Regions from separate parts of the Mus musculus genome. Here all the other regions are linked to region 1. The links are chromatin loops, found by intact Hi-C in ENCODE. Cell type or tissue: heart. All regions are shown on one strand. Region 1 has its middle 130 kb from the start of Gm34187. Region 2 has its middle 3.4 kb from the start of Gm34301. Region 3 overlaps Bcor (BCL6 interacting corepressor). Region 4 has its middle 49 kb from the start of Gm26314. Region 5 has its middle 120 kb from the start of Gm26314. Region 6 has its middle 63 kb from the start of Gm46687. Region 7 has its middle 5.0 kb from the start of Gm46687.

Region 1 (4,000 bases):
GGGCACCTGGGGAGTTAGTTGCGTTGAGGCCATTGGCTGGGCCTTTTCGGTGGGTGAGTGTAAGATGATTCAGGACAGGGTTTGAGGAGGTCAGCAACTGCTAGGAACCGATAACTGGGGCGTGAGGCAGGTTCTCCCTGGCATGCACATGAAGGAGGGTTCCTCTCTTCCAGCAGACATGGCCTGGCTCCTGGTGGTGCTTCACCAGAGAGGACAGAATGATCTGCATCAAGCTTCCCTGGCTAGCTCCCTCAGCCTCTGGCTTAGTGCCTGCTCTCTGAGGCAGGAGGAGGAGGAGGCCAGGGCCCCTACTGGGTATTCTCTGTGTGAAGCTAAGTAGCCTGGGAGCGGTGTGGGGGGGGGGGGACACGGGCTAGGAGGAAGACCTTGACCTCAGGAGCCCTAAACCTTGCTGACAGCAGACAGCAAGGAGGACCCTTGGGAATAGCACTTTATTGAGGGACATTTGTCTTCATTTGGGGCGGTCTACATTTCATCCCACAGGCATGCCCTGAGGCTCGAGTCTCCCTGACCCTTACCAGGACTGTTCCAGCACTGTACTGTCCCTGTGCTGGACTGAAAAGGAAGCTGCCTCTTAAAGCCTTTGGCAGCCAGGGAGACAGATGTCACCAAAGAACAATGGGCAATTCCCTGTGGCACCCCAGGAGTCTCCTAGCCTCACCCCTCCCCACCCCACCCCCAAGACAGGAGAACTAGGGCAGGGCACATTACAAACTCAGGCTCCAAACCTGGGCCCTCCTGGCTTACCGATTCTGGAAACCAAAGCTTATATCCTGCCTAATAATCTTGTATTTAATTAATGAACAAGTATCCATGGTTTTCAGAAGGCAACCTGAGGAACTAAATGTCCTCTGCGGAAGTCATTGTGACTAGCTGGGAGGTCCTAGCCTGTTTTCCCTCACACGAAAAGCCACTCCAGTGAGAAAGGCTCTGCAAAGGACAGCTGAAAATATCATAGTGAAGATTTACGCGGGTTGCGTTTTATTTTTTTTTTCCCCTGGAAAAGTCAGGATATTGAAAATGTTAGAAGGCTGCGAACTATGGCCTAGATGCTGCCACTAACCCGTGGAATTGTGAAAAAAATAATTTCGCCTCTCAAAGCCTCATTTTGCAAATATTAAAAGAAAGAGAAGCGGGGCCCGGGGGGGGGGGGTTGACCATCAGCAAGGCTAGGCGCTGCCATGCCTATACCCCCTCCCCCCAAACCCCCAACTTGGCTGTGCCAGACTAGCTCTGGGGAGGAGGGGTGTGGTGAGCAAGCAAGCCTAGAAGGCTTTGGTTAGCTTCACCGAGCTAAGCACAACCCTCCCGGCGAGGTTTCCGGAGCAATGGAGAGGGAGGCACGTGGCGTGCCCTCGCTCCAGCACTTTCTCAACGGGCAGCAACAGCTCAGGGAGGAAGGGGGTGGCTGGCACTCCGGGTGCCAAGGGTGGATGGGTCTCTAGACTTGTTGGGGTCGTGGAGCTAAAGCCGCGGGGGCGAAGGGGGCCTGGCTGCTGGGCTCGCCCGCCGCGCCCGCTCGCTGGATTCATTTCCATTTGGAGCGCGACGCCCCAGCAGCCCTTATCTCGCCGCCGCCGCCGCCGCGGCTCTGCAGGCGCGGGCGCCCAGGGCTCCCTCCCTTCCCCGCCCCTCCCCCGTCCTCCTCCCCCGCCCGCCCGCGGCCCGCGCCTTTGTCTGGCCCCGCGGCGCGCTGGGAGCCAGCAGGGCGGGTAATTGGCGGCCGGAGGAGGCGAACCGGCCGGCCAGGCCTCCTCTAATGAGCGGGCGGAGCCGCAGGGAGGGTGCGGAGCGACCGAGCCCCTAATGGCCTCGCGGTGCCCGGCCAGCCCCCTCCAAGGTCTCGGCCGGACGGGACCCGCAGCCCCAGGGTACATCCCCACCCCCATCTGGCCTCCGAGGTTCTCCAATTACCCCGCGGCCGTGCCAGGGCCTCCGGCTGCCCTCCGGGCCGCCCTGTTGTCCCCGGAGAAGTGCCAAGGACTCAACGCTCCAGGCGGAGGGGAGGGGGGTCTTTTGGGGGGCTTCATCGCGCTGCTTGGGGAACTCGGGTCGCCCACAAGTCCCCTTCTTCCCTGAGGACACGGTCACTGGTGGAGAGGGAAGATGGCGGGGGCGGCAGCGAACCCAGCTTCTCCTTAATGCTGATGAAACCCACGCGGGTTTCGAAATTAATGACACTGGATCAGAATCAGCTACGCTTGGCGGGCTCGGGCGACAGCCGGTCGGGTGGGCTTGTCTGTGTCAAAGAGTGCGGTGGGGGACTTCCTGCTGGGGAGGTGTGGAGAGTGGGGTTTCTGGTGTTAACCCCCTCTCCAAGGCCGGGAAGATGTTAACAGAAGCCCGCTGAGCTTTTAAAGGGTTGAGGGAGATGGAGGGACACAGGGAAGCTAAGCTGGTCTCCAGCTAGGTTACCCGCTTTCGAGAAGCCCGCCCAGCAGCTACAACTGACCATAAGCCCCACTGCCCCAGGATAGTGACTCCTCCTGTGGCCCAGCCTCAAACTGCCAAGAATGCCAGCAGACTGGCCCTGTGGACTTTACTCCATCCAGTTCCTACTGCCTCCAGTAAGCCCAGTTCCAACCCACTCTAGAGTATGTGAGACTCCAAGTCACGGAAGCTTCCTGTGAACAGCCGGGCTTGCAGCTAGCTTTCAGACTTGGAATGCAGGAAAAAGAAAGGCCTTAGGGACTTGTGGGTCTTCTGGGAAAGCCCCATGCTGGCCCCAGAACGACCTTAGAGAACCATCAGCAGCTGAGGGCAGTCCCGGGGGCATTCCAGCATCATTTGCCTGAAGAGAGACTGTCACCTCTCAGAGGAAGTGGGCAGTTTCTTCTGAAGACTCCCTATCTAGAACCCTTTCCCTTGGGTTTTCAAGGCAACTCTCACCAAAGTAACCAGTTGGAAGATGTCCACTTTCTATTGATTTTTTCTATTATTAAGGTACAACTTTGTAGGGACAGAAAGTGAGTGGTGGAGAGTCTTAAGCCATCCTGAGAGTCACAGTGGTATCCCTAGAACAAATAACAGGGTAGGGAGAAGAGAAAAAGCGTAACAAATTTAGTTAATTGACATTTTACATGACACAAGAGCCTTCAGATTGAAGGTCTAAATTCCCAGAGAAATCATTTGTATTTGGGTTCAGTGGAGAATGGACAGTCTTGTGGAAATGGGATCGGGCTGTCGTACTAATCGGCCGAGAGGGAAGCCAGACAAGGCTTGCTTTCTAGCATTCTCTGCCCTCAGGCTCGGTGGGGTTTGTCTGGGATGAGGAGCTTTAGGGAAGAAGGACAAAGTTCCCCTTCCAGGTTTGGCAGAGAAGGGTTCTAGTTTCTGTGGCCTTCCTAGTTCTGGAACTTCCTTCCGGGGACAAAATGGGCAGGAGATGGGCAGGAGATGAGAAGACTGGAGAAGGTCGGAGAAATGCTACTCCGGTGTCTTCTAAGCTCCCCCCACCCCACCCCCCCCGCCGCCCCCCCCCCCCGCCGCCGCAGTAGCTTCTTCAGGAGAACGGGGTGGGGGTGGGGCGGTAGGACAAGGCCCTGCCCCGGTCCTGGCCTGGCCTCTGTCGTTGAGGCACTCCCCTCAGTTCCTGGTTAGATTCTGCCCTGGCAAGAGGCCAAAAATGCCAGAAGAGAGCTTTGGCTTCTTATACGCTTTCCTCTCCGTTTACACAACCTAAGTGAGCCCCCATTGCCTGGAAGCTCCGTGGGATGTGACCCAAACAGAGAGACACACTCACACCTCATGGGTGGGACAGCTGGACTGAATAGCCCACCATGCTTGACAGCCTTATTAACGCAGCGAAGAGAAACCTTTCTCTCTGGACTGTCCTGCTGTTCAGGAGCCCTTCCTTGTTCCTCTCCCACCTAACCTACAATAAAACTCCTTTCTAACCCCCCCCCCATTGTCTGCGAAATTCATTTTTTAAATTTGTGAGACAAACCACCCAAAAGCCACTGGTCTGGGGTGGCTCTGG
Region 2 (4,000 bases), 330 kb after region 1:
TGGCTCCTCTTCCCCTCCCTGGCCAGTGTCCAGCAGAAGCTTTTCTCAGAAACTTGGGGGCACACTTATAAAGGTTATCTGGACGATGTATGTATGCCAAAGAGGCAGGCTTCAGTGGATATTAGAGATTACAGACTCTCCTCTTCTCCCCATTTCCACCCCCCCCCTTATTTTTTTTTCTTTTTTTCAAACAGAACTACAGAGGAGGACACCAAAATTCTTGGACCCTAAGGAATTTTAAAAAGGTTATCTTGATTACTTAAGCAGGGGTTTTCTGAGACTCCCAGCCAGTGGGAAAGAAGAGAAACTTCTACAGTTATATAACCCTTTAGCAATTGGTTAGGTAAGACCTAGGGCCTGGGCAAACAGAGAAACCAGGAGTGGCAGTGTGCCCATTAACCCTTTCAAAGCCTAGAAGACAGCCACAGGGAGGGTTGGGTTTGTTTTGTTTTGTTTTGTTTTGTTTTGTTTTGTTTTGAATCCCTAGGCACCCACTAGGCAGTGGTGGCACATACCTTTAATCCCAGCACTTGGGACACAGAGGCAAGTAGATCTCTGGTAGATCTCCGTGAGTTCGAGGCCAGTCTGGTGTACAGAGGGAGTTCCAGGACAGCCGGGGCTACAGAGAACCCCCACCCCCACCCCCACCCCCACCCCAAAGTCCCTAAGGCACTCGGCTACTCTGCCATTTGCTAAAACAAGCCTTCACTCCGAAACCAAAGTTCATGAACCCAACCTTTCCATGTCTGCTTTTACTTCCTCTTCCAGGTCTTCCCAATCTGCTTCAGCTGTGTGCTAAGGAGGAAAGTCCACATTTCTCAGTGCACTGTGGTTGGCCTTCCCAAGCAGGCGAACTCTGTATGTACCCCAGGGCTGCCCAGCATTGCCCGGTACAGTTTCCTATGTATCCCCTGGATGGGAGGAGCACTTGAGACAGTCGGACTGCAGGAGAAAACTGAAGGACTGTCTCCATCTCAGAAACCTTAGCCAGGAGGGGATGGGGGCCTGGTGCTTCTGGTTTGGGCCCAGGGATGCTACACGGGGCAGGAAGCCCTCTCTAAGGACATAAAAACAGAGGATAATCTGCCTTAAATTTTCCCAGCTTTGACACAAAAGGGGGGAAATAGCCTGTACAGTAGGAGAGAGCATCTAGACTAGAAGGTGTAGGGAATATCCCAGGAATTGGCAACCCCTGATGCCTTGCGAACCTGGGACCTAGGAAAAGACCAGGGGCTTTATCTGGCCTTGGGCAGGCTTCCAACCAAGGGGTTCACACAAAGTGAGCCCTCTGCCTCCCCAGAGCACAACCTGGCCCTGCAAGAGCCCAAGAGGACTCAAGTCCCAACACATGGGACCCTCCCAGACCCCACCCAGCCCTCACACCAATCCCAATCACATGGGCGAAGGAGGTCAATGTCGTTCAAGTAATTTCTCTGCGAACACAAGATGGCAGCCTTAAATAAATGCAACCCTGCGCAGCTTTTAATCTTACACATCATTAAATTCCTAATTTACACATTATGTTTTCGTGGGCCAACCCATAACTCATTAGTGTTGAACTCACGAGGTATAAAGACCACGGCACGATGGGCGCCAGAGCGCTGTCACCTGCCTGGGTTAACAGTGCCTGCCTTGGGGGCAGAAGGAAGGCATGAGAGGCGCACTGGGGTGCTAGTCTGGGCCAAGGCCGCAGCACAGGGGACCCGTGGGTACCAGGTTCAAGGTTGCATGTCGTGCTCACAGCGCTGCTGCAGGGTAAAATGTTCCCTCCAACCCTCCCGGGGCCCGCAGGCGCGAGTCCACTCGTGCACACTCACTGCTGGCACATTGGCACCCGGGTGGTGGAGCGGGGCTCCAGGCCTTTCAGGCCTCCTTGGCAGACATTTTCCTATGGAACAATTTCAAACGAGCAGTAAAAAACCAGAAACCACACAGAGTTACAAACTCTGGCTGGTTATGGGGCCCCTTTCTCCACCTCTGGCGGGGGCCCAGGGCCAGGAATTCATCAAAAGGCAAAGTGTACACGCTAAGGGCTGTGGGCGCTCTGTTCTGAGGTCCCATCTCTCCTCTTCTCCTATTGTCGAGCAGAGCAGCCTTAGCCCTCAGTTTTTTGTTTTGTTTTGTTTTGGGGGGTGGGGTGGGAGGGTGGGGGATGGGGGTGAAATGCAAGACCGTGAAAGCTGCTGCTTCCCTTCTAGGGAATGGACAGGCAGGGTCACCCAGTGTAATCTGATCGTCAGCCCCTGGCCTGGGCAAGGCGTACCCTGAAGGAGAGGGAAGCTGTGGCCTGCTCCGGCCTGGGATCTTAGGGACTTGATGTGTGCGCGGGACCGGAGCGCGGACGAGCTGGCCTCGCTAGGCGGTACAGGGCCAAGCCCCTTAGGTGCTTCGCGTCTCAGCCAAAGGCGGCCAGCTCCGCGCCTGCGGCGGAGTGGGAGGGAGGAGGCTGGGAGAGCGCCCCGCCCTCGCCGCCCGCGGTCACAGGGGCAATTACACTCCTCGCTGCAGACGGTTACCAGCTCGCCCGCGCATCCCTCTCCGGCTCCCCTCCCTCCTCCGCACAACTGCTTGCTCCATCTTAGCGAGGGCGCCGCGGAAACGCGGCGGCGGCCGGCGGCCTCTGGGGACTTCCCTAGGCTTCTGGCTCTCCGTGAGCCGCCCAGATCGCTGGGGCGAGGCCGTCGTCCTCCCCACCACCAGCCTGGGGAGCGATTTTGCCGATGGTGAAAGGGCCGCCAAACCCTTCCCCGAGGCTTTGCAAAGCCCCAGCCCCAACCAACGCAGCAACCCCCACTCCTCTCCAATCTCACGGGTGCCAGTAATCCGGGTGCCCCCCTGACCCGTGTGTCCTTTCCTAGTCCCAGAGCACGATTAAATCTCTAGCCCGAAACCTCAGAGGGCTTTAGTCTGCCAGGCAGGCGTCCTCGGCACCAAATTAACAGTCCCCCCCTCCCGCCCCCTATGGCTTCTACAATTCCGGAAGGTGTCTTTGAAGCTGTGAATGAAAACTCGGGTTTTGGATTAAGGCTTTATTTCCACCTAGCTGCGTGATTTGAAGCGAGTTTCTTAACCTTGGATGTTACATCTGCAAAGTGGAAGAAATGACGCCCATCTAAGGGTGGCTGCTTGGACTGGGAAGAGATACATATGGGTAGTAGGTGACATGCTTGGCACAATATCCTGGTGGAAATCATTATTGCCACAAGGCCACAACTGTGGTGACATTAGTCAGATCTCCACCACCACACACAAACCCGAGGCTAAGGCCTGTCGGAGTTCTGGCACGCTTCCTGCAAAACAAGGTGCGCAGAAGCCACGAGCTAGGCCTGAAGGGAGGACAGTGGGAGCGAGGGGTTGCTAACCAAGCGAATCCCTCAGCCATCCTTTACAAATGAATAGGGCTCTGTCTCAAGCTTCCGCCATTCCAACGCCAGGTCTACAACGCCTAAGGCTTAAACCTGGCGCGGCAGTAAATTTAGCCTGAAGGCAGCGCCTCTTGTGGGGCGGGGATGGATGTCTCCTAGCTGGAAGGATGGAAAGCGATCAGGGTAGGGAAAAGGAGTTGCTTCTGGGAAGAAGGGTCTGGGAAAAGAAACATTTCCGGCCGCTGGAGGGGCACTGACGAAAAGAAATAGGACGCAAAAGAAGCCCCCCCCCCCCCAGAACTTGGGCCACTGTGGGAGCCGAGCGAGACAGACTTCCCATCTGGGAAGGGTTGCCTACGGGTAATTGGGTTTGCTCGAGTTGCCTCTATAATTAATAAGTGATTTGACTTGGAGATTGGAAATAGTCATTGAAAGGAAGCCGCAGGCTTAGGGGTGTGAGGCCCGGGAGCCTCCCTCCGAAATCCAATGGCCGAGAAGAAGGACGGTTTGAGGAACAGGACGAATGTGATAATATTGGCATCCAACCTTCTAGTGTTTGAGTAATTCGTTGCTTAGCTACTTTGGATAGGCCATTATTTTGCAAACTGGAAACATTTGCAAGTGGTGATATTTTG
Region 3 (4,000 bases), 410 kb after region 1:
ACTTTGTAGACCAGGCTGGCCTCGAACTCAGAAATCCGCCTGCCTCTGCCTCCTGAGTGCTGGGATTAAAGGCGTGCGCCACCACGCCCTGGCTCCCCTCTTACTTTCAATCAGTCTCACTAGTGAAAAGTCCATCTCAAGGCAAAGGGGAGGTCTTGGTAATTAGGCCCCTGTATCTAAGCACAGGGTATGTATGCATATGCGTGCCTTTTGTGCTTTCCCAAGTGACCCTCTTTACTTCTTTAAATGGGTTTTGTCTTTGCAACACATGGAAACTCTGCCCCACTTTCCAGTTTCATGACATCTACAGTTTTTCTTTTAGAATACCACTATACATGGTCTACATTTACATACCCGTGTTTACTCTGCTCTTGTCCAGTTCTTTATCTCCTGGGCATCTCTTCTACTAGGACATTGGGACCAAAGTCTCTAGATTTGTCCCAGCACTTGTCATTCAGAGATACATCTTAATCTGAGATTCCCTTTCTACTGCTTAGGTTCTTTGGCTAGCCATATAATGAAGTTCATTTCCTGGCCTGACCAGCATGGCTTTGCAGTTTAAATGTAAACAGAGGAACCTTAGGCCACACATTTTTAAGGGGGAAAGGAGGGAGGGAATAAGTTAATTCTATATAGGGGAACCTACCTATCAATATCCAGCCCCGAATAGAACTAGACTAACTTATGGTGAGCTGCAGTAAATTTTAGGTCATCGATACACGAATGATAGAATTTTTTTTTAAGTGTCCAGACCATCTCCAATTTGGATTGTCTCTCCCACATGTCTGATTATAACTATTCACAAGTTCGTGGTTAAGTATTTATGGACAACTCAAGGAATGCTGTGTTCTGCCACCAATACATACATGCTGTATTTGCTGGCCTGGCATCTCAGGCTGGGGGGGGGGGCTTTAATCTGGAGGCGTCTGGGTCAGAGAGACCTTCTCTCACTTTGAGTATCCCCCTACATGCTTCAGGTCCCCATTGGAAACAGAGAGGTCTATATAGTCTGCTCAGAAACTCAGATTCTTAGGCGAGGGTGCCCATTTTGAGGTCAAAGTTCCCAGAATCAGGAGTACTAGGTCAAGCTAGTACTCTGTCGAGCAGCTGCATTCGATTTGTGAAAGAATGGGCGGATGCACACAGAAGAGAAAGGAAAACACGAGTGGGTCTAGAACCCAGGCCCCCACCCCGCAGACCACTCTAATAAGTCACTTTTACAAGACTCATTGTCCCTCCCCCCATTAAACTATTTACCGCACTTAAAGGGTTAAGAGACACCCCCTCAATCTGCCTTCCACCCGGCAAGCAAGCCCGGCTTGCTGGGTCGGCAGGCTAGCTTTAGCTTGCTAGCTCACAGCTCTCCGGAGTCGGCTGCCGACTCCACTGCCCCCCACCCCCCGTCCTTCAGCCGGGAGGGAGTCTGCATGCCTGTCTAGACCGATCTATCACCCGCACACCAACAACACCCGCGAGAGCGCGGAGACCCTGCTCAGGTCCCCCTGGCCCGCACGGTTCACAGCGGAAGGAGTCCAGCGAGCGTGACGGCGCCTGCGGGGTAGGAGGTGAGGGTCCAATAAGAATCTGGCCGACCCGAGCACCCTGCTAGTCTTCCCCAGACCCTACCCCTTGCGCTCGCATCAGCCCGGCTACCCGGGCACTGTCACAGCTCTGCGCGCTGGGCAGTCCTATTTTTATCTTGTCTAATCCCAAACTGGGCGGGGAGCACAGGCGTCGTGCTTAGAGAACAAGAGATAGGCGAGGGAGGCGGGGAGGAGCAGCCAGGCAGCAAAGCGAGCTAGAGCGAGTTAAAGACACAGTGGAGGCGGCCGCGAGCAGGAAGAAAGAGCGGGCTGTGGGGACCTCGCGGCGGCGCACGCAACACACGGCCCTGCGAAGTTGTTCTGGCCTGCCCGCTGTCCCTCACTGACCACCCCTCCCCACTTCCCAGCGGCACTCTCCGCAGCAGGGACCGCGGGGGCCCGGGCTGTGTGGGAGGCGGAGGCCAGGCCGGCCCTGCAAAGGGCTGGAAAGAATCGCTAATGAGCTGTGCGGCCCATTGATCCAGAGAACACTTCCTAATTAACTCTCAGTCACCTACTGGTGACAGCGCCTCAAAGGAGAGAGCTGGGGCCGATCGAGCCCCAGTCCAGACCTACCCGCCCAGCGCCTGGTGACCGAAACCCGCGTGATCCCCTAACCACCGCAGGCAATTCGCGTACGTGGTGGTGTACTCCGCACACTAAAGGCCAGCCTCAGATTAAACCTGGACGGCATATTAATCATCCCGGCTCCGCGTAGGTCTACACGACACAATTCAATCCCAAATAAACACCAGAGGCGACACTGCAACCCAGACCAGGTAACTAGTCGGGGATGGAGTGGGAAAGGTCGAGAAGAGAGTATTCCCCCCAAGAGTCCACATATAGGTGTCTCTGAGGTCGACAATTGAAATACCTTCCACACAAGCAATTCTGTTAGCAAAATCCAGTACCGTGTACAGGTCGGTCTCTCCCGGTGGTGGTGTCCGTTTCCAATGCCACAGAAGTGTCAGATGGCTAGAAATACCCAAGTCTGTCTGCTCACCACCCACCACCTTCTGGGGTGGGCTATTTCCTCATTTTTTTTCCTCCCGGTCCATTTTAAAGTATTTTTTTTCCGTCCAAGGAACTAACCTTAGAACCAAATAGCAGTACTCATCCCTAGCATTCTCTCAATAAGGGTGCGCAGGGAGGGGGTTACAGTTAAAACCCCGGTCTGTCTAGTCTAGACGCAACCAGGCAGGACGAATACCTATTTGAGGCGCGCTGGTTTCTTTTTAAGGTTTGTTTTTAAATAAACATAACCCTCCTCCAGTTCCTTCTTCGCTTTTCTATTCCCCCAACCCCCACCCTTTAGACGCCGGCGGCGCGCGTCTTCGCGCGCGGGTATTCAGAGTCTAGCTGGAGGTCGCAGACTTTCTGGAAAAGATTCATTAACAGCAAATTAAGCCTGGCTCGGCCTCGGCCTACAAGGGGACAGGTTCGGTCGTCTTCGGGACGTGGGTACGTGTTCCATTGAGCCGCCGGGCAGCCAGAAGTCCGCCGGGACTACACGTGCCACGAGCCGCCCTACTCCGTTCAGGGCGCTCGGAGGCTCTCTTCGAAAATAGCAGGCTCTCTTCGCCGCAGCCCGCAGCCCCCGAGTTTGTGGCGGCTCCGTAGCGCAGCCTCCCGCCTGCTTCAAGCGCTGGCCCTGTGCCGCCTCGCCCTCCCCGCCTCAGCCGAGGATCGCGCCCGGTGCGCGAGTTCCTCTTCGCCTGGAGCCTCCGCGTCGCCCTCCCTCCGAGTGGGACCAACTTCCCGGGGCCGCAGACTTTCACACGCCCATCGGGGCTTCCCACCAGGCTCCGTACAGCCAAGCGGAGAGCCGAGGGCTCTGCTCGCTCCCCCACGCCGTCCCTAAACAAGCAGTCTACAAGGGCTCCAGGAGGCTCCGAACTTAAAACCTGCCTTGGGACGCCTCCCGAAGGGAAGGGATGGAGGTGGGGGGGGTCGAATTAGAATCTTAAAAGAACATTTACAAAACAATGCATCTGACCTGACGGGTCGCCGGACTGGCCCATTCCGAATCTCCGGCTCTCCGCTGTTTCCTAGTAGGCCCCCCCCCCCGCCCCCGTTATTCCACGTGATTCACGCTTTGGGGCAAGCCAAGGAAAAACCCGGGACTCCCCTCCGGAGTTGAGCGACGACGGCAGGTCGAGCTCGGCTCGGTCCGAGGCGCCCGCCGCACACACTAGCGCACGCTCAAGCCGGCGTTCCACTCGGAGGCACCGCCGGGCCCCAGGAGAGGCCAGACGAAGCGGCGGCGGCTGGGGGTTTTTACAGTTCTTTTCCGAGTCGAAAAAGAAAGCAGACGGGAACCCGCCGCCCTCCCCTTCCTGCTAGCGAGGTAACGCCGAGACGAGGTTCCCAGCTTCCAGCCCAGCACCCCCCCCCCCGCCTGACTCCCGACGCTCGGC
Region 4 (4,000 bases), 140 kb after region 1:
CACCATAGGAACTTCCCATCCTGAAATCTCCTTGGTCACCAACTGTAGAGACTTGAAGCTCCTCCCAGGGGCTTGGTTTGGTTTGGTTTGGTTTGGTTTGGTTTGGTTTGGTTTGCATCCTGGGTGTGGCCCACAGAACAGGACATTTCCCCTTAGTATACATCTGCACACATGTATATAGAAAATGGAGTCCTTAGCCAGGTGTACACACACACACACACACACACACACACACACACACAGAGAGAGAGAGAGAGAGAGAGAGAGAGAGAGAGAGGCTCTTTTTGCCCCTAGAACCATCGCACACACACACATACACCCCGGCTTCCGTTGGGTGTCCCAGGAAAGAGTTCCCGATACACACACCTATCTGCAGAAGCTTAGCGATGGTGTTCTCATGAACACCTGTGAGGGAGGCAGGCCACATGAAGGGCAGAGCAAGGCATGAAACTACAGTGCAGTTGTTCACAGAGGCTTCAGCTGAGCCAACGGAATGGTCTGGAGATGCAGAGATGTCAAGAATTGAAGTACTATGACAAGTGCTTCCATGCCCCCATATAGACCAGTCGCAGAATGAATTGCTTTCCAGAAGTTAGGCGGTCAAGGCAATCAATCCAACTGCCATCAGCTAAGGGCAATTCCAAGTGGGAAGTAGAGCACTCTTCCCCCACCTTGCATCCACACCCTGTCCAGCAAGACTCCTGCTCATCTTTCCAGAGGCAACCGGAGACGGACCCATCCTTTTGAGACTGGTAGTGAGAAATGAGCACCATGGGCTCAACACTACTTCTGTATGGGGAGATGACCCCGTTTCAGAAACATGGGCTAGCTCCTTCCTATCTGGGTAGTGAGGAGTAGAAGACATAGATCCCTCTTTCCCACCTCAGCCCCAGCCTGTTCCCAGAACACACTGATGCTTCCCTTCAACAGCTGAGTGGATGGATGCTGCCTGGGAGGTGCCAGCAAGCTGGTGGGAATGTTCCAGCAGGCCCGTGGGAATGTTGCAGCTTCCACGATTTCCTCTCTGTCAGTGCCTCAAAGTGTCTACAGGGCTATACCAATGACAGGCAAGCACAAGAAAAGCTGGTTTCTACAGCCAACCTGGCAATCTCTCCTGGGCTCAGGCCAGGAAAGTCCCACCCTTGTTCCCTTCTCTGCCCATCGTACTGCTGCATGTCCATTTCTTAGCTACGAGAAGCAACTGCATTTAGAGCCCTCCGTGCCAGGGAAAGCCCAATGCCATTGCCAACCACACTACATCGCCGTTCTTCTGAAGGAAATTACTATTGATCCCACGGCTCTCCTCCCCATGCTGTTTGCCGGGGACAGCCAAGGATTCCCGTGCCAGCTGGGCTCCCACACGGCTCAACTGTTCCTGTACCAGATGGCCAGACCAACACCCTCTGGCTGCCGCACGCTCCCTGGGAGACGAGGCTCTGACGTCTCTCAGCCTGGCTTTTCATGCGAGAGGACAAGGACGATGGGTTAGGGATAACAGGGCCAATCAGGTTATTCTAAAATCCCTGCATTTCCAAACCCTAGCGATTATCAGCATAACCAACAAGGCAGGAAAACTTATTCCATAGCCTTCACTTTTGCCGGTCTTTTGACAAACATAAGTTAAAAGCCTCCTTGGCTTGGGGATGCAAAAACATAGAACCTAGTCCTGACCTTCAAACAAGTTGCAATCTACTAGGTACAGATTGGATGACTGACTGCATCTTTATTGATCAAACAAGGGCACTTCTGAGACTATGAAGTGGGTGCTACTCAGAGTTAATCCAGTGTAATGAGCTAAAGTAGGGTTTGTTCCAGGCAAACCAAGATGTTTAGTCTTCCCAAATGGTCATGGCATGACCAAAGTTGGGGAGTGAGGATTGGGGGGGCGGTCTTGAGGGGGGATATGGTGCTGTTTGGTGGTGCCACAAGGTGGCGCAACTGAAATGCCAGCTTTGCCTTGCCTTTGTTTTCTACCTTGACGAAAACTTTCCATGACCATCCAGCCAATACAACCCATCCACATGTGCTGGAGCCTTAGGATGCTGATTTAGAAGAGCCAATCACTAAATTTTCTGAAAACTTGCAAGTCAGTTGTTGAACACACCATTAATATAACTTAAAATAAATTAAATACAAATAATGAAAACTTGAAATGGGGTAAATCGTATTCGAAGCAAATTCTGCACATTCACATCTTCCTACCTTGCCACAGCCTACAAGTCTTTTCGCCACGGAGTCCCTGTAGTCTAGTCTGTGTGGAAGTACTCTGCAATGCTGAGTAGCCTCTTCGTGCCTCCCGGCCCCTCCCCCCGCAGCTCACTGTCAGCGCATCATGTGGGAAGCTCCAGGCTAGCTGTGGTGGGAATATTTACACCACGGCGATCAGCAGATGCTACAAATCAAGGCTTGGGTGGGGGCAGGGAGCCCGTTGTTCAGCATTTACCATCCCATCACTGGGACCGTTATTTAAGTTCCATAATTTATGTGGCTGACTTCATATGCCATGAAGAGGTCTATCAGATTCTGAGAAATTATAGTGTCTCCTTGTCTACTCCCAAACTCAGGAAGTTGAGAAAGGTCTGTTTCTCCCATAACCTCTCTGAATATTCAGAAAAAGGGGAATCCACAGAGACGACCCAGTAATGCCCAGTGACATGGCAAGCCGGAGCAAGAGGAAGTCCAAGCCAAAAGAAGATAGAAAACATATCCCCCACCCCTCAACCTTTACATGTGCACAATCAAATGAACCAATAGAAACTCAAGGTAGACTCTCATCTGTGATTGGAGAGATGGCTGGCAGGAGGAGGAGGCATCTGGAATGGATGGCACATAACAAGAGAGTCAGAGGTGTGTGTGGGGGTGGGGGCACAGATAAGGAAACACAAGGCTGAGAGGAAGCACCGTGGGATAAATAGGAAACATCTAGAGACCAGAGCAGCTGGCCCACCTTGAGAGAGAACTCTAAGTGAGCGTTGGGGTGGGCAGGGAGACATAGCCACTGGCAAACTTGCTGCCCAGATGGGGAAACAAAAGCTCCAATATCTAACTCCTCCTACTGGTCGGATGGTGCCTCCCATTGGCCAAACCCCACAGGAAGCCAATGGCCCCGGCCCTGGGATCCAATTAAGGATCAACCTACTCCACTCAGAACAGGGTACAGAAACATAACTGGGATGAGGGAAAGTGGAACAGATTTGCCCAGCCAGCTTGGTTCTGCCCTCAATCACTAGGCTCCAAGAGGACACGCCTGGGACCACTCACTTGTATGAGGCCTGGCCTGGGGTGGCAGAGCAAACCACAGACTGGCTGTGAGCCCAGAAGCAGGCAGGCCATGTGGCCTGGCAATGCTGTATGGAAGTGTTTGAGGAGACTGTCCAAGCCCAGCTAACCAGTCGCTCTGCACATGCCTGTTCCCAGCTTTCCATGAGCCCATGATGATGTCTGTGCACAGGTGAAGGTTTCACCTGAATACTAATAACTTCAGGGTCTGGACCTTGCACGATCCCCTTCTGGAAGTAATTTGTACCTTCAAACTACTTTTCTTTAAAATAAACAAATAAATAAATAAAATAAAAGCACAAAACCTGTATTAGTTTTAGGCTCCCACACTTGGATCTTCGCAGCCAACTATAAACAAGGAACAGGATTGGTTTCTTCCCAGGGCTAAATCCCAAACCGGTTCCAGAAGTGGAAGTGGGGTCATAAGGGGCTGTTATTCCCAGGAGCATTCCCCCAGTCCCCCGCCGCCCCCAACACTGGGTTAATAGACAGCAAAGTAGGCATAGGCCTTTTGTGGCCCAGCACTTATGGAAAGCTGGGGGCCTCCTCACCCAACTCCGGAAGATTCCCAACGAACATTAGCATAGTAAAGGCTGCAGATAAAGAAAGCGTTTGCCTTTGTTTACCGTGGGGGTTGCCCATACTTCCTGGAGCTTAAAGCTGAAAGCGAAATGGGGAGAGTAGGCGTCTGATAAGAGGGTTTTAGGCTTGGGGCACAGCT
Region 5 (4,000 bases), 64 kb after region 1:
TGACACCACAGGTGTCAAAGCTAGCCACGGGCGTCCTGTTTCCTGTCCCAGTGGCATGACTATGACCAAAGAGGAGAAGGAAGAAGTCAGTCAGGGCTCTTTGCAAAGGACCAGAGGACAGAGCATTCTGTCAGCAAGCCTTTGAACTTGTTTTGGAACATGACTCCAGGAGCTAAGGAAGCTCTGTTGGCAACAAGAGACAAGACCAAGGGCCAGCATGAATAGGCTGAGGATGGTGGAGCAGAAAGGAAGGACCGGGGATATTGACTGCAGCAGTGAATGCTGAATTCATTACCCAGGAGTGGTCCTGTGCTGGACTTCTTGGTTGCAGGGGAAAAGAATTTTGTGGTCTACACCGCCTGCAGTGAGCTTTGAGTTGTAAAACATAGGCATCAAATACCTCTGCAAGCACCCTACCTCCACCGCAGCCAGCTGAACCCTGCACTGCCTTCGCATACCTACTTCACTAACAGTTGTGTTTTTCTACTTGGTGCCAGGGATGAAACTGGGGTGGCCAATTTCAGACCCTAACAAGGTCCAGTTGCCCATCAAGCATCATGCACACACACACACACACACACACACACACACACACACACGCTTGATCACACATGCACACATACATACATATATTCATGTGCTCATACACTTGCATGCTCATTCACATACACATTCATTCACATATTCACACACACTCTCACACATACATGCTCTAGCACACATACACAGTCTCATGCACACATATACAGCCACATACACTGACACGTACACAATCTCGTTGGCACACACACAAGTATGAAGTGTACATATGTAATCATATATAATCACTCTGTACATGAATGTCTCTGATACGGGTTGAGATGTATACTCTCAAATTTGTATGTTAGCCTCTTCACTCCTAGTACCCCACACTGTGACTTCAACTGGAACTAGGGTCGTTGTAGTTTCAATTAATTAAGATAAGATTATAGTACAGAATGGGTCTCTAATCTGATGGGATCCTTATAAAAAGGACACATTTAGAGGCAGACACACGTCCTTGGGGATTGGAATCACTTGGCCATAAGTGAAGGAACTGCCAGCAGCTAGGAGAGAAGCCTGGAGCCAATCTCCCTCTATCACTTTCAAAAGGGACAAAGGACACCCTGGGTTTGACAGGGTTATAGCACCTTGACTCTATGCTTTCAACCGCTAGTAATGTGAGAAAATGCATTTGTATCCTCTAAGCATCCCTATGCATGCCAATTGGTTACAGTATCCCTAACAAACAAATCCTGTTGCTTACATACATAGCAAGGCAATGGAACTACATGTGGACCCATTTCACCTACAGAGGACAAAAATCGTATGTTTGATGGAGATAGTGCATCTTTTCTAAGTTGTGAAGTTCCTCCAAATGTCTTCATACACAGAATGGGCTGGGCAGGCCAGTTGGGCAGCTGCCCAGAGCACCAGGCTATTAGAGGATCCAAAATATCACTGGAATAAATAGAAACATCCCGGCCAGTTGACGCAAGTCTCCACAAGCTTCTACCAAAGTAAACAGCAGCCTTTTATGGTAATTTAAAAAACACTCTTGCCAGGCACAGACCCTCTCTTTGGGTATTTTTGTACTCCACCCATACAGCTACCTGCCATCCGCTCCCACTCTAAAGCCAAATAAAGGATGGTATCACTATCTGGCACAAACGAGTATTTGCTTTATTATGCAATTTGTAACTCCTTCAATATGTTCCCCCCACAAACTGTCTGACTTGAAGAAATGCCTAAGAAAGCTGATGCAAGGAACTACAAAGAGGGTAAGATATTTTACCATTTTAGACCATTAGTTTTCTCTACCCAGGGGCAGTAAACCACCAAGTAAATCTGTCCTGTGAATAAGAGTTTTTAATTAATGTTTGACAGAATCTGTCGCCTGACCCACAGTCTCCTTTCTGCCCCTTTCCCTAGGCTAAGAACAGCTGAAATTTCACTCGGCATAAGGTCACTGAACATAAAGACTACATCTCCCAGGCTCCCACTGGTGCAGAGAGGCTCAGGCCAGTGAGATATAATCTGAAGTACCCTGTGACAGTTCTGAAAGCCTTCCTTCCGAAATAGTTCTGCGTCTTCCTTTCCACTAGTCACAACATGGCATGCTGGTCTCCAGTCCACCTGGCGGTCTAAGATGTCAGAGTCATGGGATGCAAGGAGCCTGCAACCTATAGACTTAACAAAACAGAATTTCCATGCCAGCCATAGACCACCCACCATAGATGAAAGAGAAGTCACCTCTACCTTGATTTGGGTCTATGTGACACTTGCACCAAATGCTGTTGTGCTAGGGATCTGGGTTTTTCCGGTATGAAGACGAACCAAATTATTGTCCCCTGTGAAGTGCTACTGGCTTGGCTTGGCCTTGGTCCAAGCAAGTCTGGATCTACTCTGGTATCCACAAAGGCACCACTGAATGACAGGTGGTATGACAGTAACCAGGTAAACAGGGGACCAGGCATCATGAAGGATAAGCCCCCAAGTCCTGCAGTAAAGAAAAGGAAGCTGAGAGGCGCTGTTGATGGGTTTGAAAGGTGGTTGCAAATTTTTTGACATGTATTCTCTCAAGAGACGGATGTGGTGCCCTTCAGAAAGTGCTTTCCTCTAAATAGAATATGGTAGGAATGACGCCATTTCCAAAGCTAGGTTAGAAGAGGTATCTGTCTTTTGACATCATCACTCCTGAAATCCTGCAGCCATAATGTGGGGAAGCCAATTGGCGTTCTGATCACCAGCTCTAAGTAATGTATTAACCAACAACCAGCAGACATATCAGTGAACAGACTTTCAAATAACCCAGCCCCCACCCCCACCCCCACCCCAAGCTGACAGAGACCAGAACAGGAGAGAGTCATTCCTGATAACGCTTGCCTAAAGAATATATCCAATGAGCAGGTCCCTAAAGTTTGGAGTAGTTTACTATGGAGCAGCAGGTGGTCAGAGCAGCTGCTTGCTCTGTCACATCGCGCATGACAGCATAGATAGGTCATCAGCCACCACAGAGGTCTCTGGAAAGTTCCAACGTCATTTTATGGGTTCTTAAAAGAAGGCAGGAGTCCTGAGAGAACTGAGCTGGAGAACTAACGAGGGTATCCAACAGTGGTGTTAAGAGCACAAAAGGGCCTGGCAAATACAGAAGTGGACGCTCATAGTCAGCTATTGGATGGATCACAGGGCCCCCAGTGGAGGAGCTAGAGAAAGTACCCAAGGAGCTGAAGGGGTCTGCAACCCTATAGGTGGAACAACAATATGAACTAACCAGTACCCCGGGAGCTCGTGTCTCTACCTGCATATGTAGCAGAAGATGGCCTAGTCGGCCATCATTGGGAAGAGAGTCCCCTTGGTATTGCAAACTTTATATGCCCCAGTACAGGGGAATGCCAGGGCCAAGAAGTGGGAGTGGGTGGTAGGGGAGTGGGGGGGGGTAGGGTATGGGGGACTTTTGGGATAGCATTGGAAATGTAAATGAAGAAAAATATCTAATAAAAAATAAATGATGTAAAAAAAAAGAGAGCGCAGAAGGGATTAGAGAGATAGTCAGAGTTTATGGATAGGCTGCTCTTCCAGAGGACCTGAGCTCAATTCTCAGCACCCACATTAGGTGGCTCATTACTACCTATAACTCCAGCTCAAGAGGATCTTAAGCCTTTAAGCACCCACACTCCTGTGCATACATGCATGCGCGCGTGCACACACACACACACACACACAAAACACGCAAACAGTTTAAGAGGAAGAAAGAATGCCCTAAGTAGGAAAGATCAAGGTCGAGGGAACCAGCTGCCACAATGACCTTATCCAGAAGCTGTTATTAGATACCATGAGCACATAGGTTCACTTGTGCGACAACGACCGTCACACTCTGATAATTCCAGACCAAGGAACCATTGGGACAGTCCTCACTCCTCATCTTACACATAAAGAGTCACCTTTACACATAAAGGTCTACCAGAGATGGCCTTACTTC
Region 6 (4,000 bases), 490 kb after region 1:
GCCTGAGGATCCAGCTTGGGCATCCAGGCGGGAAGGGCTTAGGGTTTAGGACAGTGAGCTGGAGGCTGGTTAGTCCTAGCCAGAGGCCGCGCGTAGCCAAGGAAGTGAGAGGGAGGCCCGTGGAGCTCAAGCAGAGACTCTCCACTACATCACCTCTAACCCCACCCCGCGCCAAATTAGAGAGGTTGGGTTAAAGCTCTGCCTAGGCCTTTATCCCTTTTGCACCTGGCCACCACCCCAGGCCAGTAGGATTGCTTGAATCCTTCAGGGAAGATTACAGAGCACCCCTCACCTCCCCATTCTGAGTAGTTCTAGGCCTCCAGGAAACACCAGCAGGCCTAAGTCTTTCTTTTCATATTCATTTTAAGCCAAGTCGTTGCCTAGCTTCCTGGTCTTCGCCCAGCAGACCTACATCACCTTGCTGTTCAAATCTGTCAAGTCCTACTTCCCGGTCCCAGATTGTGTGTGTGTATGTGTGTGTGTGTGTGTGTGTGTGTGTGTGTGTGTGGTGGGTGGGCTATCTACCAGCATCTGCTCTCCAGACCTACATTAGGGGGACAAGGCCAAGAAGCTACTTTGAATTTATATTCTTCCGGTTCTTGTCTTAAAATGTGGTTTAATCCATTTTAAAGGACTATTTTCGTTCTCATTAACCTCGAATTTTAATGGTGAATTTTTCTTAGAGCATTCCAAAGATTCGCCCATTCTTCAGAAACTTAATTCGAAGTGATGTAAAAGAAAGGGGTGGGGATTCCTGGTCTGAACGTGCTTTGGGCTTGACTGTATCTTCCATAGCCTTGCAGGGATGGGGGGGGGGTGGTCTTAGTTCTACTTCTTAATTAACAAAGCTCTGGTGCCTTCCATGTGTGGGAGAGACCCTGACCACAGCGAAATGGACGGGCCAAGCTGCCTTTGCAAAGCACTTTAATACTTCCAGCCTCTTCAATCTACTTAAGGAGGGCAGAGGTAGTGTTAACTCTCACAGAGGGGGAGGCTGCCTCTACTAGCCCCCAAGTTTCAAAGTGTTTGTGTTCATCATTGAAGTGTGGTCAGAAGCCAGGTGCAACCTGTCTGCTCCCGTTGAATACCCATGCTACCCTGAATCAGTGTCATTTGGTTAAAATGGTGCATCGTTTTTGTTTTGGTTTGGTTTGTTTTCTGGAAGCTGCCTACCCTACCCCCCCCCCCCCCCCGCTTCAGACGATTTCCCTTCATAGCCTAAAAAAAAAAAAAAACAGGAATTGTCTGTGTCAATTCCGACTCCCGGCCACGGAGGGCTATTTTAAAGTGTTTCTGCAGACAGACCCTCTGGCCCCGCCGGAAGTGTTTTATGGACCTGTGAGTCCAGTTAATCCCAGGAGGCGAGGAAGGATCAGCCCGGGGTGTGGGAATCCTGTGTTTAGGTTATCCTTATGGGACTTTGGGGGGGGGGGGACACTTAGTGACTTTGGCAATATAATGTGCCCTCTCTCCATGAAACTCGAGATTTGAACCAACGAGGAAGGAAACAGGACAGGCCCCCATCGAGGTGTGGCCTGGGGAGGAGGGGTACACTCTGGGACCACAGTGAACTTGGTAGGCAAAGTCGAGAGCACAGTTGTGTGAGCCAGTCCCCCACCCCAACCCCCGGCCCTGACTTTATCTTTCTAGCCTGTGGAAAGCGAGAGAGCCGCGACCCGGGAAGGAGCCTTAAAGAAACATTCAGGAGCGACTCGCGACTGGAAGATGGCAGCGGCTCCCCTGGGTTTCAAGGTTCCAAAAAAGGTGTTCTGCCTTGAGGAGTGAGGACTCCTGCTCCGCCCCCCCTCTGACAGTCTCTCCCAGGGTCCCCAAACCACTAAGCCCCCAAGTGCGCCTAGGCCGCTCAGCCTCTCCAGAACACGTAGGGATGTCACACTGTGGTCCACATAAGCTGTGCGGTGCAAACCTACTAGTCCTCTTGGGAGATAGGATTTACTCTCCCGTCCCCAAATTCAGACACAGGCTAAGGTCTCCTATTTTTACTCCTGTGTCTCTCGGAAGCACGGGTAGAATCGATCCTCTCTAGCAGCTGCCACTTCTCGGGGGACAAGGGAGTCCATAGGCCTGGCTGTGCGCCCCAGGCTTTAACAGCGTGTGCACTTATGCGGGCTGGGGGGGGGGGGGAGGGGCACAGCCTTCCCCACCTGGACTCTTCGAAGCAAACAATCGCCGCGAGCTTTCGAAGCACCAGAGCGAGCCAGGAAGAGGAAGGGAAAGTGGAGGCCTGGAGCGCGCTTGGAAAGCGTGTTTGTGCGCGCGCTCGGGGGAATAGGGAGCTGGTGGTAATCGGGCTGGATTGAGGGCAAACAACCGGATCCAGCCGTCCCAACTGGGCTCTCCAGCTCCAAGCAGGGGAGCTTAGCTCAGGGCTGGCGCCTCAAGTGGAGAGAAGACCGGAGCTTCTGGAGGCGCCACTGGGCATCTAGCCAGACCCACCGGAGGAGCCTAGGGGCGCGCCTGGAGACGGGGGACCTGCACGAACCAGTCACCACCGCGGGTGGCCGTTTACCTAAGCCTCACAGGACCACTGAAGATAGGCGATAAGGAGTTCCTGAGCAATCGGCTACCCCCAGGCCCTAGTCACCTCCGGCGGACGTGACTGCCGGATGCTATGCGGCTAGGTGGGCTAGGGGCCTTTGCACTGTCTCCCTTGGCCCTTTCTGTGCTGCAGAGTCACGAGTCACAGTAGATTCTGTTACCTAAGTCTGGAGTTTTCCTTGCGCCGGCGGGGGGGGGGGGGCAGCCAAAGATGTTGGGCATCTTAAGCCACAAAATTTTGGGAGGGTTGGGAGGGAGGTTTTTTCCCTTAGGGGGGGAAAACCCTTAAATCACACAGGCTACAGCGTGGGAGAGGCCACACGGCCCTCTTAGGGCTTTGGGCAAGCTGCTTAACAGTTCTGGACCCCAGGGGCGACACAATTAAGGCAAGGAAAGCAGTCTTAGTGTCCACCTCATAATAGAGTTGGTCAGAGGAGAATAGGCTTCCTGTGTGTAGACCACGCCAGTGCCACATATGCTTGCTAGGGTATTATTGTATTCCCTTCCTATGGGTAAAGGGGGGGGGGGCACTCTCCCCCGAAGTTAAAGTTACCCCAGGTCTCTCGGGAGGCATGTTTGGGCAAAGTGGAGAGTACGTTCACTGTTTTTGTCCACAAGATAGTTAAAGCAAAAATGGCCTCAAACTATCTCTTGACTCCTTAACCTTAAAGGCCTGACTTGGTGGTGTGAAAGAGTAGCTTCCCCCAGCCCTTACAGTCTCACGCTGGATCCCAGGTGGGCCTGGGCTTTAAGGCAATCCTCTGCTTCAGTTTCCCGAGTGCTAGAACTGTAAGGAAGAGCTAGCCAAGCCTGGGGACTGGGCTCTCTGCTGGCATTCATTTCGTTTGGATTACTGTCAAGTTCCAGGCAGGGATCAGACACCGCATCTTTACACTCTCCCCGCGGTCTTGAAGGACACAGCAGGGGTCTTTCAGAAATACTCTCCTAGCCCACCTTTGTTCAAGGTGATTTTTCAAGACGCGATTCCAAGCTACCTCGTTCTTGGTGAGGCTGGGTGAAAGGAAAGTCCTCTGCCATTAGTGGACTACATTTTACTGACACCCAAATATAAATAATGTTCATGTGAACAGGATTGGTCAGATTCCTATCTAGGAAAGGCTCTCCTTACTGTCTGGCACGGTAGGGAGATGTGTGCAGGCAGCAAAGAAGGGTCTGAAGGGTCCAATACAACTCATAACATGAGGCCGCTTTTTTTTTTTCTTTCTCAAAGACAAGACATTTCTCCTAAGTGGCTACCGGCGGTAGACTAATCACTTAAATGTGCTGGCGATGGGCTGTGGCTCTTAGTAGATCCTTATCTGAGCTGTGAATGCCAGGCTGCCAGCCCCGCGAAAGACAAAGAACACAGACGCTTCTACGGTTCGCTCCTTAGAGCCTGGGTCACCTCTGGAGCTTGCCCTGTACAGTCTCTATCTACCCC
Region 7 (4,000 bases), 420 kb after region 1:
CGGTGACACAGACAAACGACTGAAAGGAAGGGGATCCAGCTCGCTCTGGAGTTTAAATATACCAGCATGGAGAGGGAACGCCATGATTTAAAAGTGTGTGTTTGCAGACACCCGCATATATTTTAATGATTTCCAGCAAGCTGCACGTCCCAACCCGGCACCCCCACCCCTCAACACAGAAGAGAGAGGATGAAGGTAGGGAGTCTCAATCAGAGACCCACTGACCTTTTTTGTTGTTGTTGTTGTTGTTGTTTGGAGGGGGAGGGGATGAAGGAGAGAGGTTGGTAAACAGGGTGTCGAGAAAAAAAAGAGGCTCCGGGAAGATGCCCAAGCCAAAGCCATACTGGTTTTAATTCTTTTTAAAAAGAAAAAAAAAATCTGATCATGGTGCCTTCCAGCTGGGACAGGACCCTCCACACTGTACAAGAAAGGCCAAGGGGGGGGGAAAATACACTCTGTCACCCTCTTCTTTCCCCAGGAGCCCACAGTTTTTTGAATCTTCCTGTTCTGCTGACAATCCAGAGACCTCCTTCCTGCCCGTTTAACACACCAGTGTTTTTTAGCAATTAAGGCGAGAATGGGGTGGGGATAAAGATAAGCCAATTTTTTTCCGCCATGCAAGTGTGAAAGATAAGATAAGGCTAAGCTGGGGCAAAGCGGCTGCTTACAACCTCCCCTCAGCGATTTTGATCGGTCACTTCTTATCTCGAAAAAATGCTCCTTTCGAAAACTGCATCAAAAAAAGAAAAAAGCTGACGGAAAGCGTTTTCATTTGGAAGTGACATTTAAAACCTAACTGCCTTCCACCAGCAACCCCTCTCCAAAGGCGAGGCTCTCCAGGAAAAGTCGCACCTCTACTGCAGGGTTTCAGGCCTTCTCGTGGGAGGACTGGATTTCTAGTGTAATTAAACTCAAAACCAGGGATGCGCGATGAGGACTTATTCTGCATCTGACACATGTTTATCTTTTATTACTGGTCTATATTTCTGTCTCACCATCGAGAGGATGTGCTGAAACTAAAACAAACAGGTAGCTATATTTGGGAGGGCCATATAATAACTATGTCAACAATGAGGTGGCTGTTCGTTGGAAAAAATAAAAAAAACTCTGTTGATTTTCACAAGACCCTGTAATCGGGAGTGGGGGGCGGGGAGGGCCCAGACCCTGAGAACTCCCAACTAAACTGGACTCTCCCTGAGTTTTATCAATTGTTTTCTCCTCACTGAGGGATTTCCGGAAGACTTTCTATTTGTTGAAGGTTTTGGTATCTAAGCCCACGCCCTCAAGGTGACCTGCAACTCCCCGCCCCCCGTCCCCCCCAATAAAGCTGCTGGCCCAAGATAGCAAGCAAAGGAGACCCCACAACAGGCTCAGAGCTCTGAGGCACCTTCTTCCCGTAAGCACCTCCAGTCTGCGGGCCCGGGATCAGGCTACAGGACCCAAAGCCCAGAGCCATCCGCAGCCGGATTGTCCCCAGGGAGCCGAAACCACCGGTCGGGGAAACCCCTCCTCTCGCCCTTCCCCGAAGAGCCTGGTCGCAGCGTCAGCGCAGAGCGAGCGGGCACTGCTGCCAGCCCGGCCTCTCCGGAGGCCCACAAGCGTCCCATTAGTCAGCCCGAGTTCCCCTTGGACGAGTCGTCTGGCGTGACCTCAAGGCCCGGTTCGGGCAGGGATGGGGTGCGGGGCCGCGGAGAGCTCGGCGGGACCCGGCCCGACTTGGTTCCGCGTCCCTGGACCCGCTGCGAAGAGGAGCGGGCGGGCCAGGCCGCTCCCCGGCGGGCTCCCGGCGCCGAGCTGCGTTTCACGTGCCCGCCATGGCAGCGGCGAGGAGGGGCTGGGAGGCGCGCGGCCGATCCCGCAGGGTCCCCGATCCCGCGTTCAGGTCCCTGGGGCGGGGCGGGGATCGAGGAACACCCTGAAGCCCCCATCCCTTCACAAGGCGAGGGCGACGTCGCCCGATGCCCCGGGGTTCCTAGGGCGCTGCTCCGAGAGCTGCGCGGCGGCGGCAGCCAGGGGAGGGTGCTCCTCGCGGCCGCGACGGGAACTTCCCCGCCGCCCCGCCGCCGCAGTCACGGGGACCGGAAGCCCTCCCGCCGCCCCGAACGGCCAGTGCTGGCCCCTAGGGCAGTCCTAGACGGGAGCTGGCCGTCTGTCCTCCTAGATTCCTCCAGGCTCCAGGCGATTGTCCGCACCCCGGAATGGACCCATTTTAGGCAAGGTCCGGCGAGACGTCCCCCCCCTCCCAGTTACCGCCACCAACACGCCTTTCCCCTCCCTCCTCTCTGGGCCCCGCAGCTGGGACAGGAGGGGCGCTGAGCCGCCACTTGGGCCAGGCAGGAACACCTGCTCCCGAGCCCTGCAGCTGGGCGCGAGGTGCCGGGGAGAAGCTGTCTACTGTTGTGTACAGAGATCGCGGAACAGAAATGGGGCGCTCCGGAGCACTGGAGTCTCCCCCCACCCATTTCCTACTCATTTTGGGCGGTCAACCCCAAAGCCAGAAAGGGCACTGATCTCCCTGAGGGTCTTAGGGCAACAACACCTGAAATCCAGCTTCTGGCCTTAAGAGGTCGTTAGCAAGCCACACGGGTCAAAAACCAGTTGTGGGAACCTTCCCCAGTGTCCACTCCCGCTCTTCAACCCAGACACCCTCATCTGCCCCACGCATTCTGGCCTCGTGCCGCGGACGGCAGTAGGTCAGGATGGCACCAGCATCTCCCCCCTCTCCCGAGGGGCAGAGAGTCTGGTATGGACCTTCGGCTTTGGCACTGCGCGTGGGGGAGGGCCAAAGGGTCCTCCCCATCTTTTCGAACCGGCGGCGGAGCTAACCTGCGAGGCTGTCCCAGCCTCACCCCGCCCCCGTCCGGCCCTCCCCGACTCCCCTGGCCCAGGGCCCGGCCGGGGAAGGCGTTGTTTTGCCAGCGGGAGCCGAGCGAGTGCGCAGAGAAAAGCCACCCTGCTCTAATGAGAGTGCACACAGCGCTGCAGCGAGGAGGAGGATTACCCGGCGGGAGGGGGAGGGGAGCGCGGGCCGGGACCGCGGGCGGCGTGTGCGGCGGCCCCGTGGGCCCGGAGTCCCCGCCTGTCTGGCTGCTAATCGCACGCTTTCTGCCGTTACGGAGGCAGGCGGGAGCCGGCGGCCGAGCCCAGCGCCGGCGACTCGGCGGGTGACACGGAAACATGGCGCAGCGCCCCTCCCCCGCCCGCCCTCCCGGCGCTCCCGCCTCCTGCCTCGCACTTCCTCCCGCCCGCGCGGCTTTTGCAGTTCTAATGCTCTGCTTTCGGCCTGGCACCATTACGCTAGCAGCCGCTTCTCTGCGGCCTCGCGCGTCTCTTTCCCCTTTGTTTTCAGGGTCTATAGAAAAGGTTTGCTTTTGTCCCGAGCTCTCTCGTTAAACCAAACTTGTGGTGGCAACGGAAGGCAGTGCGGGCGGGGAGGGGCCAGGGGATTTTGGCAGCAACAGAGCAGAGCGTGGTGGAAACTTCTCTTGCTGGGTTCCCCGCCACCGCCTTCCAACCCCCACCTCCACTCACAGACAAGCCGCCCCGCCGACGCTTCTCTCCTGAGAGGCCCCAGCGCTCCAGGAAGAAGGCCTGGGACACAGGGACTGTGACCACGGGCCTTCGAAGAGACCAGGGTTCTTGTCTGTGACCCCAGACTTTTGGCACTCAATGACCTTGATCCTTGGTGCGTTGACTTGACTTGGCTTTCGTCTGGTCCTTCGGGGCCCTGTTTCTCAGTCAGTGAATAAAGGAAAGGATCGAAGTAAAGTGTTTAGCGTGTGATTCTCCTTTTCAAAAGGCTGGCTGGAACCTTACTCATTTACTGTAGGCCTTCTTTATAGAGTACGGGGCAACAAGAGGGAAGCATGGACTCAAAGGACAAATGACAGAAAACCTTGTCCCCGGTGGCTGGCCACCTCACCCACACTCACTTAGCATGCCTTTGGGAAGACCTTGCAAAGCGCGGGGGGGGGGGGCTCAGTGTTGCTCCCTCGGTTCA

Evidence for each region. A loop is a pair of places that touch in the nucleus more often than their neighbours do. Peaks named below come from ENCODE experiments on the same cell type or tissue, not always from the same donor. Only the 100,000 strongest peaks of a DNase experiment are listed, where the experiment ranks them.
Region 2: a loop joins it to region 1, with 2.2 times the contacts of the local background. A loop is called at or near these places in 3 of 42 quality-filtered maps.
Region 3: a loop joins it to region 1, with 2.0 times the contacts of the local background. A loop is called at or near these places in 6 of 42 quality-filtered maps.
Region 4: it touches region 1 in a loop (1.8-fold over the local background); 5 of 42 quality-filtered maps call a loop at or near these places.
Region 5: a loop joins it to region 1, with 2.0 times the contacts of the local background. A loop is called at or near these places in 4 of 42 quality-filtered maps.
Region 6: it touches region 1 in a loop (2.6-fold over the local background); 2 of 42 quality-filtered maps call a loop at or near these places.
Region 7: a loop joins it to region 1, with 2.0 times the contacts of the local background. A loop is called at or near these places in 6 of 42 quality-filtered maps.

What each region holds. Positions count from the first base shown.
Region 1 is chrX:11,663,093-11,667,092 of GRCm38, forward strand. No RefSeq gene overlaps it. Among named protein-coding and RNA genes, the nearest start is that of Gm34187, 130 kb to the left of the region's middle. In heart, no CTCF peak of the experiment used is centred here; DNase peaks (open chromatin) are centred at 1,379, 1,759 and 2,679; H3K4me3 peaks cover 1,898 bases; H3K27ac peaks cover 3,794 bases; H3K27me3 peaks cover 1,951 bases.
Region 2 is chrX:11,996,709-12,000,708 of GRCm38, forward strand. No RefSeq gene overlaps it. Among named protein-coding and RNA genes, the nearest start is that of Gm34301, 3.4 kb to the right of the region's middle. In heart, a CTCF peak has its summit at 2,467; a DNase peak (open chromatin) is centred at 2,473; H3K4me3 peaks cover 1,318 bases; H3K27ac peaks cover 2,803 bases; H3K27me3 peaks cover 3,607 bases.
Region 3 is chrX:12,075,497-12,079,496 of GRCm38, forward strand. All of the region lies in intron 1 of Bcor (BCL6 interacting corepressor), which reads right to left. Among named protein-coding and RNA genes, the nearest start is that of Bcor, 3.1 kb to the right of the region's middle. In heart, no CTCF peak of the experiment used is centred here; DNase peaks (open chromatin) are centred at 1,725 and 3,365; H3K4me3 peaks cover 3,056 bases; H3K27ac peaks cover 2,693 bases; H3K27me3 peaks cover 3,218 bases.
Region 4 is chrX:11,799,467-11,803,466 of GRCm38, forward strand. No RefSeq gene overlaps it. Among named protein-coding and RNA genes, the nearest start is that of Gm26314, 49 kb to the right of the region's middle. In heart, a CTCF peak has its summit at 1,962 (motif pointing right); no DNase peak of the experiment used is centred here; H3K27ac peaks cover 340 bases; H3K27me3 peaks cover 2,174 bases.
Region 5 is chrX:11,727,203-11,731,202 of GRCm38, forward strand. No RefSeq gene overlaps it. Among named protein-coding and RNA genes, the nearest start is that of Gm26314, 120 kb to the right of the region's middle. In heart, no CTCF peak of the experiment used is centred here; a DNase peak (open chromatin) is centred at 1,509; H3K27me3 peaks cover 1,546 bases.
Region 6 is chrX:12,153,646-12,157,645 of GRCm38, forward strand. It overlaps a transcript of Bcor not described here. Among named protein-coding and RNA genes, the nearest start is that of Gm46687, 63 kb to the left of the region's middle. In heart, a CTCF peak has its summit at 2,416; a DNase peak (open chromatin) is centred at 2,376; H3K4me3 peaks cover 2,245 bases; H3K27ac peaks cover 2,999 bases; H3K27me3 peaks cover 3,402 bases.
Region 7 is chrX:12,085,526-12,089,525 of GRCm38, forward strand. It overlaps a transcript of Bcor not described here. Among named protein-coding and RNA genes, the nearest start is that of Gm46687, 5.0 kb to the right of the region's middle. In heart, a CTCF peak has its summit at 2,033; DNase peaks (open chromatin) are centred at 1,586, 2,136, 2,916 and 3,476; H3K4me3 peaks cover 3,468 bases; H3K27ac peaks cover 2,878 bases; H3K27me3 peaks cover 3,175 bases.